Linked DNA regions of Homo sapiens: region 1 is linked to region 2. A link is a contact called in ENCODE Hi-C data. All regions are on one chromosome and are shown on one strand. Each heading gives the region's core, a stretch centred on a gene start or an enhancer-like site at or near the end of the contact. The rest is flanking DNA. Distances are from core to core; before and after follow the strand shown. Region 1 holds the start of LINC02101 (long intergenic non-protein coding RNA 2101). Region 2 has its middle 100 kb from the start of LINC02101.

Region 1 (2,865 bases), core at 340-2,839, 100 kb after region 2:
CTCCCAAAATAAGAATTTCAAAAGGGAGAGCAAGGAGAAAACCACGATGCTTTTTATGCTTTTTATGACTTAGTCTGGAAAGCAATGTACTATCACTTTCACGATATTTTATTTGTGGGAAGCAAGTCATTAAGTATAAGCCATAATCAAAAGGAGGTGAATTAGGCTCCACATTTTGAAGGAAGGAGTATCAAATAGTTTGGGACATATTTTAAAGGCACCACACTTGCAAATTTGTCTTCTACAAATAAATATTAGATGTATATGATGCCCATCAACAGATGTATTAATAGAAACGGAAAATTAAATGGATAAATTGTATGGTGTGTGAATTATTTCTCAATAAGACTGTTAATATTTTTAATAGAAAGAAATGGAGAGTGCACTTTATTAAGAGAGACAATTAAGATCTTTGGAGCCTGTTACGTACCCAGTATTTTACCTAGCATAGTTTATTTAAACTTCAAAACAAACATAAAATAGTGGTGTGCTGGAGCTGGTTCACACTGGCTTGTGAGAGACAACTGTTAGCATCTCTATAAAGTTCCATGCTTAATAACATCATATTGGAGGTTTAAAGTCAACCATGGTGGGAGTATCATATACTAAGGGGGATCACTGATTTGTAGAATTTACCAATTTCCGTTGTATAATTGGCCCTAATTTACAGAGAAGGAAAATTGGAGAATGAGAGGTTTTTAAATTTGTTCTAAAAATTGTCTTGATATTTTTTCTTCCTCCAAGCGGTAGTAAATGGAAAGACCAGAGTTTGAACCCAGTGTTGAATGCATGTAGAGCTAGCTTTGTTTATAATATGCATGCTGCCTCTCTAAGAGGATTAATTACTACACATTGCAAATCATCTTCCTTGGCTCCATCATGATATTGCTGTGTTTATGATAACAATGAGGACTAACTACAGCTAATTGGCTGACCATTTAAGGTTGGGAAATAATTCTATTTAAGTCCAGAGACTGGAAAAAAGACTAGTAAATATCAAAAATTAGAAGAGCTAACTTCAGTTTAATATTAAGTAGAAAAATGAAGAGAGAGAAGGTAACATAGGGGAGAACTACAGTCTGTTAAATAGGAAATTGTTAGAAATTAGATATATGAAACATCTCTGCATTATCCAGCAGTGTGAGAATATTTTTTGCAGCACAGAAAACACTGAATCTCCTTTTTCTAGTTTGACATTTATCTCTCAAATATGATATTCACTACCTCTAACCTCAGATAAACACTCTTGAAAAATCATTTTTTATTTATACAATTTGGCCCTATTTTGCATATTTAAAACATCTATATTCCACACATACATACAGAGTTATGCAGACTTATTCCCATGCAGGTATCCATACAAACCCTAATGCACACATCCCCCAAAATGGAAGCTAGCAACATGTAGAAGATGAAGAGAGAAGATGAAATTGGCTTCTCTGGAACAATAGTTTTTCAGCAATAACCCTAATAGCTCAAAAATGATCACATTTAGAGATACTAAATTAAAACACCGTGCCAGAGACTATGGACCTGTGCATTAAGGCACACACATATGAAATCTCACCACCATGCTAGAGATGAAAACATGACAGTTAGGTTACCATGGAGACAGAAGCAGAGACACTAGCTACTAACTCTGAATACCAATTAACATCTAGCACTTCTTTATGTTACTAAAATTGGTTGCCAGGGCAACTCAAAGGATTGGCTCAGGTTATCAAATTAATTACAAACCAAATCTAAAAAAGTCAGATTCTTTAGAATTTTATGAGCGTTAACTTAAATAAATTATTTATGGGGATTCATGCTGGTCTCAGGATGGCAGCTGTTATCTGCCTGTGATTCTTTTTATCATTCCCCAGTCCCTCTTTTCTTTCTCTTAAAATATTTCTCAGGCAGAAACTGGTATATATTCCTTAATATTCTCAGTTATGCTTCCAGCAAAAGAAAGCTGAAATGAAACTTCTATATAATAAGTTATTTTAATATATATTTATTAAAACTTAGGTTATAGCTACACAAAGTAGTTGATCGCTAGGTACCTACATTTTATTAAGGAACCCTCTCTGTCTAGGTGACAGATGCTACATATATCTTATTCAGTAGTTAAAAAATCTGGCCATGTAGATATTAACCATATTTTTCTGAGAACCAAGTGTCAAACTAAATGGTTAGCTATGAGCAGGAGCTCTCCCGAAGCCTTGCTGTTTTCTGAAGTTTGTAGTGTAAGCAACGACAGAGACTAGTAGATAAGATCCAGCTTGTCTCATCTAAACACAGAGTCTGCCATTCAATAGCTAGGTAACCTTGAACAGGGCATTTAATTTCTCTAATTCAGTGTCCTCATTTACTGAGGGATTTACTGAACATCTGACTCCTTCTCACCAACTCTACTGCAGCTGCCCTGCTTCAAAACACCAGCCTTTTTGCCCTGGATTATTGCAATAGCTTCCCAACTTGTCACCGCAGCCAGAGTGATTCTAATAAAACATAAGTCAGTTCATGTTATTTATCCTGTGACTCCAACTTCTTAGAATTGTAGTAAGGTCAAATGAGATATCCCCTATAAGGGACTCAGCACAGTCCCAAACATCCAGTACACATCCATTCACTGGACAACTATCTACTGAGTGCCTACTATGTGCCTGGTGCTGGGGAGAGAGCAGTGAAAAATACCAAGAAATATCCCTGACCCTGAAGAGGTTCCCGGAAAACACAAAATGTGTTAGATTGTGTTAAGTGCTAAGAGAAACACTGAAGCATGGAAGACTTGCATGGAAGGGGGACACAGGACCACAGAAGACCTCATTGAGAAGATGACATTGAGTAAATACCTGGCAAGTGAGAGAGTGAGCCATGTAA
Region 2 (2,700 bases), core at 28-2,527:
CTTCCCAGGCTCCAGAACTATGTGAAATAGATTTCTGTTGTTTAAGCCACCCAGTTTATGGTATAACTGTTATAAGAAGCCTGAATTAAGGCAGAGTCATAAAGTTTACCTTAGAGAATTTCAACAATTACATTTCTCTTAAAATGCATATAATATGTCTAACACATGCTTAGACATTTAGGATGTTTAATAGGAATTGCCTTTTAGATAGATAATATGACTAGGTCATCTAACCAACTAAATAAAACTGCAACATCAACTACCAATTGCGGTTAAATGTCTTAGAGAGTTAACTTTTAGAGCAAGAATATTTCTTGAAAAATGTCTAATTCAATTTCTTTATTTGAGAAGTGGAAAAAAACAATTTCCAGGCAAGAAAAGTGACTTTCACAAGGACTTACAACTCCTAAGTATCAGCTCCAATCTCAGATCCAAGGTTTCTTGATTCTAAATTTACTCTCTCTCACCACACCATGCCTATGATAACGCTCTGGAGAGAACCAAGTCTACACTCACTAGATGTCATACTTAGAATTATGGCCTTTGATGTTGCTGGCAGCAACACAGCCATTTGAAGACAAATATCAAATTGTCTCTAGTTCTCAGATACTTAGGTGAGGCATCCATGAAAATAATATCTATGGATTAGACTAACTTTCTGACTCTTAAGTTTTCAAATCCCTGCAAGGAAATATTCATTCATTTGTTTTTTTAAGAGACTAATTCTCTGTAAGCCATTTATTTCCCTAAGCCTAAATTTCACCTCTCATCATATCTCCTCCCAGATGAAAAGAAGAAGGCACACTGCTTTTAAAAAATGGAATTTATTACCTTTGGCTAGAGGCCTCACTATGTAAAATAATTACCTAACTACTATTGTTAGCTTCTTAGAGGCTGGTTGATAAATCCTGGTCTGTGGTAATTAATTATGAATAACTATTTTTTATTCCCATTTAAACCTTTCCTCTTTTTGTTTCTCTATTCCTCCAGCCTCAAACCTAATGGATTTGCCTTTATAACTTTTGAACCAAATCTTTGACTTTTTTTTAATGTGTTCAATTTTATTTTTTACTGCAATGTCTAGGTCAATGCCTTTTAAACAATCATCAGAAAAGCTTCAGCCCAACTTCCTGTGGACTTCCTTTAATCACACATCCTTTGGACTCATTAAATCTTATCTGTGACAAAAGATGAAGCCCAACATTTCCTCTCCAGCTGAGGCTTTGGCCCAAGACTGTCCAAAGAACTGTTAACTCTTGAGCCTGGGCCAAGCCAAAGACTCGGCAGCAATCAAAGTCATGGCAAGGACAGAGAGCTGAGGAGTTCCTGGGTCACCAGGGCTTTCTCCAGCAGGAAGCTGGAGTGGCAGTGATGACATGGATGCAGGATTTATGGGGGTTGGGGGGACTGGCCCAGAGCCGTGCATAGGACAGAAATTGTGTCACAAGCACTTGTGGGGCTGGGTTCACCTCTAGCAACCTCTGCTGAGATACGAGTGTGCTTGGAAATTGTAAGCATTCCAGTCATGGGTAAATTCAAGCCAAGGACTCTTTGCCAGGGTTTTAATCCTATTCCTCTCTCTCCATTCACATTGTCATGCTTTCTTCCTAACTGAATTTTGACACTCATGTTGGAAATAAATGGATAGAGAAAATGGACTCTCAGATTTATTGAGGACCCATTGCCTGGACTATGGTGCTTTAGTGTTTTTCTTTGACCTTGTGTCCACCTTACACATTTATGCCTCTGGGATTGGTACCATGGTGTGTGATTGTCCTCTGGCTGGGGGCTGCTTTCTGAAGTAAAGGTTCTGGTTCACTGTGTTCCTACTGTGTGTGCCATGTGAAAGTAAGGTAGGGGTTGGCAAGTGTTTTGCTCTAGTGATAGCATTCTGTCTTGCTGTAACTAAATTTTATGTGATTTTATTTGAAATTACTCTTGAACAAGACTTACCTGTTTGTTGTGAGCTAAGTATGTGGCTCTCTCTTTTGAGAATACAAGAACTATATAGAAGTAAGTCAAAAGTTTCTCTCTTTCTGTCTGTCTGTCTTTTGGTAGAGATATACTATTTTACATGAAGACAGCACAACTATAGAGTGAGAAGGAAGGCTCATGGGTATTATTTCCTAAACTATCCTATACTCCAGAAATTATAAACCACAGTTGAGAAGCACAAATTATTAGCTGATTTGATACTTATCATTTTATATCTAAATTCATTATTAAGCATGCCAAAAGTTCTAATGAGAATAAAACTATTTGCTATGGCCTGAATATTTATGTTCTCTCAAAATTCATAAGTTGAAGTGATAGCTTTCAGGGTAATGGTAATAGGAGGTGGGGCCTTTGGGGGGTGATTTGGTCATAATGGCAGAATGGGATGAATGCCCTTTAAAAAAGGCCCCAGGGAGTTCCTTCTTCTCTCCCATCCCCTGTGTGAAGACACAGCAAGAAGGCACAGTCTGTGAGCCAGAAAGTGGGCCCTCACCAGACACTGAATTTACCAGCACCTTGATCTTAGATTTTCCTGCCTCCAGAACTGTGAAAAATATACTTATGTTGTTGATAAGCCACCCAGTTTTGGTATTTTTTTTATATCAGCCAAAATAGACTAAGACACTCTTTTCCCTAAAACAGAGAAATATTCCAAATAAAACAAAGAAAGCATCTTGCAGTTTCTAAATCACAGTGTCTTTTATG

What was found. A loop is a pair of places that touch in the nucleus more often than their neighbours do. Pooled maps may share reads with other maps.
Region 1: a loop to region 2 is called in a pooled map, with 1.9 times the contacts of the local background. The contact joins the promoter of LINC02101 here to the enhancer-like site in region 2. A Hi-C loop is called at or near these places in 2 of 50 pooled maps.

What each region holds. Positions count from the first base shown.
Region 1 is chr5:58,120,752-58,123,616 of GRCh38, forward strand. It overlaps LINC02101 (long intergenic non-protein coding RNA 2101), which reads right to left and starts at 1,590. Exons shown (of 5, transcript NR_104669.1): 1 at 1,568-1,590.
Region 2 is chr5:58,018,479-58,021,178 of GRCh38, forward strand. No RefSeq gene overlaps it. Among named protein-coding and RNA genes, the nearest start is that of LINC02101, 100 kb to the right of the region's middle. Within about 2 kb of position 1,278, at least 4 of the 41 ENCODE cell types and tissues checked have a DNase peak (open chromatin) inside an H3K27ac peak, as active enhancers do.